Linked DNA regions of Homo sapiens: region 2 is linked to region 1. The links are chromatin contacts, found by Hi-C or POLR2A ChIA-PET in ENCODE. All regions are on one chromosome and are shown on one strand. The core of a region is the stretch at or near the end of the contact, and the rest is flanking DNA. Distances in the headings are between cores, read along the strand shown.

Region 1 (4,175 bases), core at 194-2,693:
CTCCACTTAACAATCTATCAAAAATTACATTTTATAATGGCATTTAGATAGAGATGAGTGTAATCCAAGCTAGATTCATTGTTTTATGTATATTTACTATCCTTCTATTAATTTCTTTCTTCTGATTTTAAAATAAATTGAAATGAAAACATTTCTGTAGGCCCCTAACATTACCATAGGTCCTCAGCCCTGTGCCTATGGAGAATTGGGCTTTGCCCCACCCCCAGATTCTCGGGCAGGGGGTCTTCCCAGAGTCGGCAGGGGGGTCGACACGTACCCTCACAGGCCCGGCCTGCGCGGGAGGGGGTGGCGTCCCTGGTGGTACGGCACTGGCAGGTGTAGGAGCCCTCCAGGTTGATGCACCAGGCAGCCGGTGAGCAGTCGTGTTCCGCGCTGTCCACACACTCGTCCCAGTCTGCCAGGGGGAGACACAATCAAAACCCATGAGAAAACAGCCAAAGAGTGATCAGAAGACAGACCCATGCTGGAAGGAGTCCTTCCTAGCCGTCTTTGCAGTGAACGGCCGGGAGCAGGGGCATTTTGGGGCATCCGTCCAACACTCTCATGACAACCTTACGGCCTGCCTGTGCCCACCTTCACATTGGTTGGCTTATTTGGGGGCAAAGATTAGGAAATGTTCATTCCTTAAATATTAGCACCCATGGGTGTGCATGTAGCCCTCTCTTCTTTATTCTGTTTCCACACCCAAAACTTGAAATGTTTTCTCCTCTCTCTTTGATGTGCCAACATTCTCCAATACTTAGTGTCTCAACCAAGAAATAGGAAAGTAACTGAGCCAGGGGTGGGGACACAGCTGAGTATAACGTGAACTTTCCGCATGGGGGGTGGGGGTCCAGCGGAGTATAACACCAGCTTTCCACGCCGGGGGTGGGGGTCCAGCGGAGTATAACACCAGCTTTCCACGCCGGGGGTGGGGGCCAGTGGAGTATAACATGAGCTTTCCACACCGGGGGTGGGGGTCCAGCTGAGCATAACACCAGCTTTACATGCCAGGAGTGGGGGTCAGCCTGAGTATAACATGGACTTCTCTCGTGGGGGGGGTGGGGGTCAGCCTGAGTACAACATGAACTTCCCACGCCGGGGGTGGGGTCCAGCGGAGTACAACATGAACTTCCCGCGCCATATTCTAGAGCACCCGGGTGTCTCCACAGGTATGTCCCTCCTCCTGTGCCCAAAGACTTGTGATGTCATGTCACCGGGGGGCCCGCCTGAGGGGAATGAAGGTGAGGACAAGGACAATGTAGCTCCCATGGGGTGGCTGAGCCGAGGTCGTCAGGGCCAGGCCCTGCTGGAGGTGACAGTGCCTTCTGCGCGTGCTTCTGTAGAGCTGCGGGTGGAGGTGCTCGGGAACGAACCCACACCCGGCATGCCAGAGAAGTTCCAATTCAGGTGGAATTTAAGCCACGATGCAGGACCAGTTCAGTTCTGGGCAAAGAAAACCCTGCTGCTGAGTGCTCTGAGGCTCGTTTTGTGGGTTTTTTTCTGTTGTGCTTCCTGCGGTCTCCACAGAAGCAGCTTCCCTGGAGAACAGCAAGCTCGTCAGCTGCCACAACAGCTATGCCACCACCCTAGCATGGCCTGGGGGCTGCCTTGCCATCAGAACACTGCTGGTGCCAACCCACACCTCTTCCTGGGGTGCTACTCAACCTCCAGCCTACAGGTAACTCTCCTGGGGGTGCTCCGGGTTGGGGTTGGAGCCTAGGCTGGCTGGGCTGCAGTCCACGGAGGACAGCAGAGGCACCAGGCAAGACGCTGGCTCAAACCACCAAGCACCTGATGTCTATTTTGGGGCGTGGTGATTCACCTAATCTTCACTCCTCCGTCCCCCCAGACAGCTCCCAAGCGAGCTCAGAGGAAGGCGCTGACAGCTGTATTTAGTCTTGCATTAAGCCTTGAGGCTTGCCGGCCCTCCAGTTCAGAGGAAGAGGCAGGTGTGGGAGCAGGAAGAGCTGCCAGTGAGCCTCTGCACCCTCCCGGGCTGGCCAGGCGAGGGCGCAGAGCCAGCGAGAGCCCAGGGCAGGACGCTGCACACTGCTCCCACTGGCCCCGCAGCTGGGACAAGGGCTGAGCCCTCTCCTGGAGCAATGGGGGCAGCTGCTTCAGAGACTCCCAGCCCAGGTGCCCCTCCTGAGCTGGCCCCACCCAGAACAACAAGCTGGAGAGGGTCCAGGAGCAGGTACAGACCCCAGATCTCCTGGGCCACCCTGTCCCAGCAAGGTGCAGGCTCCTCAGTTGGACCATGAGCTGTCTTTCAGGGCCCAGGGCGTCCTCCAGAAGTGATGCCCCTCGGACTCTCCTGGGGGCGTGTGTCAGATTCACACTGGGAGAAAGAGGGCACAGAGCACCTCATCCTAATGCCACCGCAAATGGACGCTGGACAAATAGCGGTACCCGTGAACCTAAGGAAAGGAAGCAGCCTGCAGTAGGTTAGCCTGGCCAGCAGGTGAGGGGGATGGTGACAGCCCTAGGCCAGGATCCTCACTCACGGCCCTTCTCTCACTCTGCAGAGGGGATGGAAAGGGCTCGCGCAGTGGCGAGGCGGGTGGGAGCAGGCAGCAAACTGGAAGCTTTGGGGAGCTCAGCTCCACCTACTCTGGCCCCAGGAAAAGCGGCGTTGATTCCAGAGCCCCAGAAGACCCACAAGGCCTCTTACGCAGAAGGATGCCGGTGGGAGTCCTGCTCCTCTGGCTAAGGTCGGTGCAGAGGGTTCACAGCGGTGCCTCATAGAAGCCCAGTGATGACCCTCACTCTAGAACAAATGCACACTGTATGAGAATCTCTCCTGAGAGCAGATGTTGGGAAAGAGAAGGAATAGGGGCCGTGCTGTTAGGAGCAAGAGATTGAATGGAAATGATGTGAGGGGTTCAAAAAGGAGCCCCGTGAGGCGGAAGGACCAGTGGGAACCCAGGGGTTGCTAGGAGACCTTCCTAGATGAGCTCTCATCCAAGATATGAAAGTTAATCCTGGAAGAGTTAGCCCTGAACGCTGGAGGGGCCATCAGAAATGCACTGTCGCCATGCACAGGCACTGGGCTAAACCCACACAGGCATTGTGCCTTAATTTACTCCATCGCCATAGGAGGTGGGATGTTGCTGTAATCTCATTCCACAGATGAGTATACTGAGGCCCAGGGAGAGGAAGTCATTTGTGCAGCATCCCACAGTGAGTGAGTGTCAGAGCTGGGATTCCAACCCGTTCCGCCTCACTCTAACCTCTTCCTATGGGGCAAAGTGAGCAGGAGGTTTGGCCGCCGCTGTGAGGGTGCAACTCATAGGCGCGGGGGGCGGCTCAGCCTCCAGGCCTCCCAGCACATGGTACGTACCTCCTGGGGAAAGACCGAACACATGGCCACCTACACAGCCCACCGTGACTGGCGCAGGAAACCCCAGGCCCCGGGATGGACGGCCTAAGGGTAAAGATAAGGTCACGACAACCTGACCCCTCCACGGGCGAACAGCGCCTCATCTATCGGGGTTGGGACATGTGGACGCACCGGCAGGGAGTGCTCCTGAATGACTGAGGAATGCTCTAGTTGTGCCAACAACATTATTTCTAGGTGGACCACAGCGCAAATACCTTTTCTTCTTCAGAGGAGCTCTTTTTGTGTTTTCGTTTCTTGTTTTTTTTGCCGAGTAATATCAAATGTCTTCTTCTACAGATCCTCGCCGTGAAGGTGGGGCTCTCAGCGGGGGTGGATGTCCCCCTGTAAGCTGGGCTCAGGCCTCGTGCTGCCTCCCCAGGCAGGGGCGGTGCCCCATGGTTGCTCCCCCGACTCTGGCGTCCGAAGACACCAGTAGTCATGGAGTCAAAAGAGTGCAGAGGCAGGGCCGCCTCCCCGGCCATGCACGGCCTGAGGCGTCACCATCACTGGCCACACAGCTGACCCCCCAGCTCAGGAGACCTGCCCGCACCAGCACCTCAGCTCTGAAATGTGGAGGAAGCAGGCCACAGCCTGCCCGGGACCCTGCCGGGCAAGAGCCTGCAGAAGGAGCTTAATAACTTCTGCAGGACCACTGAACAGCGTGGGGAGTGGGGTGCTGCGAATGCTTACAATGGATTCATCCAGTCCTAGAGGTGCAAGACACGGGTCTCCTGTGGCTGCCATCACAAACACACCAGCTGGGGGGCCTGAAACAGCACAGATGTATTCCCGC
Region 2 (4,647 bases), core at 2,148-4,647, 420 kb before region 1:
TGTCATTCTATAAATGACATAACAGAATAAGACTCACTTTCTAATTCACAGCCTCTGGTTCAATTTCAAGTAAGCAAATACATTTTGCTTTGGTTTTGCTTACAATATTCTGGGAAATGCAGGCTATAAATAATCACTCAACTGTTTTGTGGGTCAACAGAATCACTACTACTTTCAGTTTCGTTGATGCCATTTATATCATGAGCTCAAGCACACGGGCGCTTCAGAAGGCACTATAAAGTTTAGTTTTGATGTGGTGTGATGTTCTGATCTATCTTGAAAGGTAAAGAAACCCACAGGATTCAGCGTCAAGCCAATCCATGCCCAGGCACATCGCAGCTGCTAGGTCAGGAAATCTGTGCGTTTAGGAGGCTCTGAGGGTGATGCTGGGACTGTACTCAGGTAATTAAACCCGGACAAACCCTGAGGCACAGAGAGGATGAGTAGGGGCCCTGGAGGCAGCCTGACCCACAGGGAATTCTCGAGTGTGTGGCAGCCCTGCCTGGGGAACGAAGACCCGAGCCTCAATTTCCTCACAGGGGCACTCGCAGGGTTGCTGTGAGGATCACAGGGGTAATGTATGTGGCAGTTTGTCATACCCCAGGGCTCTGTAAGCGGCAGTTATTTATATTGTTACTTATGACACTGAACTAAGAGCTGACCCTGACGCCGCCTCCTCAGAAGCCCTAAGTCTTGAGTGGCCTGGACACCACTACACACGAGAGTCAGGGGCGGGGGCTTTGAGATGGACCACCAGGAAAGCCGGGAGAGGGACCGGGACAGGGCTCCCACTTGCTCCTGGCTCACAGGGGCCCTCATAGTCATCAGGTGGACCCCAACAGCTGTGGCCTGACAAAGATTCCCCCAAAGGCCAGCCCACCTTACACGCTACATCTGCCCCAACAGCCCCCCAGCCCAACAGGTGGTGCCTTCATGGAGATGCCCATCCCTGCACGTAGCACTCAAGGCAGTTCTCCCACCTGTAAAGCTGTTTTTCTTCCCCTACAATCCACACCCAACCTTTCTAGGTCAATCCTGAAACCCCACACAAGCTCCCCAACTACACCAGATCCTTCAACTCCAACACGCTCACCAAGTCTCTTCAATAGTCACTTCCATCTTTATAATTTACCATTTTCTTGAGCTGTTTGTATATTTCTCTAACCAGAAAGACAAGAAGTAGTAGTATTCAGATTTATAATGACTGGTTACTGGTACTGATTTGAGAGTTTCTTGTCAAGCGGATGAGTGTTTAAGGCCCACCACCTCTTTTCATATTCTTCTCTCTTAAAAACCACATTTTCAAAGGTCTGCAAACGTTTTCCACAGTCAACAACTTGAGAGGCATGGAAGTTTCTTGCTTATCAGGGGCCAAGGGGGAATTTTAGAATCTTTTGGGTAAATGAATGTTTAACATCCCCTGAAAGCTGCTGGAGAGTGGGGAACCTAGGACCGTCACAAAACAGCCAGCCTCTGCATTGCCTCTGCCGACCAGGGCTGCAGAGGGCAGCCACCCAGGGCTCAGCCACCGGCAGGAGTGGAGGAAGCACAGCTCCAAAGGTCACAGAATTGCAGTCCTGGAGCTGGGTCCCTGCCAACTCCCGGAGAGTGAGCGAGGGGCCACTGGGCTGTGAATGCACTGTCTCTGGCAGTGGATGATTTCCTCGTTCTTCTACGATAGAGACTCTAATGCCTCTCAGGCCCCTGATGGTCTACAGGCCGGGTGACGTAATCCCAATGAGGGTAAGAAAATTATTCCTGCTTTTCTCCAGGTTATAACTGGTGATTATGTAGGCTTGTCTGCTTTAATCTTCTTTTCTCAAAGTCTAGTAGAACACCTGCTTAACAACTTCCTGCCCACCCATCACTCAGACAAAAATGCAGCGTTCCAAGAACAATGGAGAGCCACCTCCGCAGCCAGACCTAGGGTTGGATCGCACGAAGAGCTGGAATTTGGGGAACCACTTAAGACTGGATACATTTGGAAGGAACAGTCACACAAGATAAAATAAATATTTAGCTAAGCTTTCAAATTCTGGAAATGTCAACTAATAAAACTAAAAGTCTACTACCTCTGAAAGTATAAATCCAAAAAACATTTAAAAGACTTTAATTTTAGCAAAGGGAAACCGAAAAGCCAAAGCAGCAGAATAACTTGTTTCTACATAATCTGTTTCCCCATGTACCTGCTACCATCCCCATCCTCTGCCCCACAAGCTTTTCAAGTGACGAACTCCTCACAGAGACGACAGGCAGTGCTTTCCATGATTCTTACCTTAACTATGCTGATAGGCTTTCGAGATAAGTGAAAACTTGCATACAGCAGAAATGTCAAAATAAAAATGAAGGCTCTGTACCTGAAACACAAAACAGTGGGAGAGGATGATATGAAATAACAGAAGTTATGTTAGGAATACATATCACTGTGTTCTGAAACGTTCTTATGCTGTGTATTATTCATTCAGTTCTACAGCCATTATCAATATTACTTATGTCACTATAATATTGGAACATTAAAAAATATTGCCACGTTTGCTTTGTCCAAATGGAAACTGAACACTGTAAGAGACAGGAAAAACCAGACTGCTTTTCCTACCCTCATGCACAACACACAACATACCATACTTCTAACACTACGTGTGTAGGGGTTTTCCCCATATACCAAGCAATTCTCCAGCTGACACTGGATGTCCTCTAAGTGAATTCAATTCTCACACTGTCTTCCAGGAGTCAGCATCAGCCCCCACAGGGCGGGGCTCCGGCCGAGGCTGCCCCGCTTCACATGCCAATGGCAACAAGCCCCAGGTTGTGACCTGCTCCTCTGACCAACTGGCTCTCAGGGTGGTTCCCAAGAACCCCTTCTCAGGTTCGATTAATTTGCCAGAGCAGCTCGTAGAACTCAGGGAAACACATTTACTGCTTTATTATAAACGATGTTACAAAGAATACATACAGATGAAGAGATGCACAGGGCGAGGTATGGGGCAGGGAGCTCGGAGCTGCTGTGCCCTCGCCAGGGCTCCACCCTCCGGGAACCTCCCCGTGCTCAGCAGCCTGCAAGCCCCCAAACGCTGTCGTTGAGGGAGTCTGTGGAGGCCTCATTACACAGGCACGATCGAGCAGAACACCGGCCACTGGTGATCCACTCCACCTCTGCGGGCTCCCTCCCCTCCCCAGAGGTCCACGGGTGGAGTCCCAACCTCTAATCACGTGGTCGGTTGCCCTGGCAACCAGTCCCCCAGGAGGTTGTCCTGGGGCCCGCCACAGTCACCTCATTAGCAAACAAAAAGACACTCAGCACTAAAGGTTGTAGGAGCTGTGTGCCCAGAACCAGGGCCAGAGACCAAAAGCATGTTTCTTATTATTACGTCACAATATCAAAAGCATTCATCTATTTAAAGAAACCGTAACCAAAGGGAAACCTGGGACTCGAGATGCACACTTGAGTTTACAAAGCAGAACAAGCACGATGAAATGTTTAGTTTACAACAAAACTAACCACAAGTTTCTGGCGTAGCCTGCTATCCTGGGCAATTAAGATCATATTTATTTTTGGCTCTTTGGTTTCTATGCAACTTTTCAGAAGCACACAAGCAAGGCAGACATATAAATATTTCACGGCCCTCAAAGAGAAAAAGGCAGTGACGCTGGCAGGCTCTCAATAGGCCAGTGACAGAAACACTGGTACAAAGCCCCTCGCTCAGTTTGGCTGGGAGAAAAGCAGCCGAAAGAGTCAGCATGAGTGTGAGGAAGAAAGAAGAAAAGAAGGTGCCTTAGAAAGAAGACAAAGGGCAACTCCAGTCTAAGAGTCTCAACCACCGCATAGAAAAATACTTTTTGGGGCAACAAAATGGGTTGGGAGAAAGAAGTATTTGACAGGAGTGGAAGGCGAGGGGCAGCTCTTCTGTGTCCTAGGCACATCTCCCTACCCTGGAGAACCTGTCCTGCTTGTGGCCTGGGAAGAGACTTCAAATGGCGCCACCAACAACCTGAATCAATAATTACCTAAGGCGGCGTCCTACACAGGACAAAGAAAGGCAGCGTTTCCGAGAGTCCCTGGGATAAGGGGTTGCTTCTCCCAGCTGCGCATCTACATTTTTAATGTTGTGATTTACTCCGAGGGAAGCTTTCCACAAGTAACTAAAATCCTAGGATCCCAGAGCTGCCTTCTTCTCTGGTCACCAGCTAAAGTAGGGGTCAAATAAATATTTCCAGATTTTTCTTAAAAAAAAAAAGGCCATATTTCAGGTGGGAAAGAAAGGTTGGTGGCTCCGTGTGACACAAAACTACAACCTTTGGAATGCCTGTGCCTTTGGGGAAGGAACCAAACCAAACCAACTCGCAGAATACCTGCTGACTGAAGACAGAAATTCCCCAGTGCTCTCTTCTTCATCAGGGAACTATCTTCCAATGGCCTTTCTCCAATTCTTCCTCTCCAAGCCCATGGCAAGGGCCAAATGGGAAAAAAGCGAAACCCTAAAAGGCGAGCCTATCATTTATCCCAAAGCCCAAAGAACAAAGGCTATGTGGGTACAGTGGATTTGCTCCAGAAGCCCCGGCCTCTGTCCTCGTGTTTCTGAAAACCATCCTTTCTGGCAAGGAAAGAAAGTCTCAGCGCTTTGGATGAAGCTCTCTGTTAGGCCACCA

Evidence for each region. Hi-C counts contacts between places; a loop is a spot of excess contacts on that map. ChIA-PET counts read pairs that join two places held with the same protein, here RNA polymerase II (POLR2A). Pooled maps may share reads with other maps.
Region 2: a pooled map shows a loop between it and region 1 (3-fold over the local background). The contact joins the enhancer-like site here to the promoter of UMODL1-AS1 in region 1. A Hi-C loop is called at or near these places in 1 of 168 maps with a recorded cell type or tissue (OCI-LY7) and 1 of 50 pooled maps. POLR2A ChIA-PET finds 5 or more read pairs at or near these places in 2 of 52 experiments (CD8-positive, alpha-beta memory T cell and Panc1).

Annotation. Positions count from the first base shown.
Region 1 is chr21:42,105,802-42,109,976 of GRCh38, reverse strand. UMODL1-AS1 (UMODL1 antisense RNA 1) reads left to right here and starts at 1,443. Exons shown (of 2, transcript NR_027243.1): 1 at 1,443-1,681. It overlaps UMODL1 (uromodulin like 1), which reads right to left. Exons shown (of 23, transcript NM_001004416.3): 10 at 278-415. RefSeq lists a silencer at 1,904-2,198 and an enhancer at 2,175-2,294.
Region 2 is chr21:42,523,486-42,528,132 of GRCh38, reverse strand. It overlaps SLC37A1 (solute carrier family 37 member 1), which reads right to left. Exons shown (of 20, transcript NM_001320537.2): 3 at 2,276-2,357. LOC107987299 (a long non-coding RNA gene) reads left to right here. Exons shown (of 2, transcript XR_007067878.1): 2 at 1-2,533. Among named protein-coding and RNA genes, the nearest start is that of SLC37A1, 12 kb to the right of the region's middle. RefSeq lists an enhancer at 2,848-2,937. Within about 2 kb of position 3,397, at least 28 of the 41 ENCODE cell types and tissues checked have a DNase peak (open chromatin) inside an H3K27ac peak, as active enhancers do; they include OCI-LY7, where a contact is called at or near this core.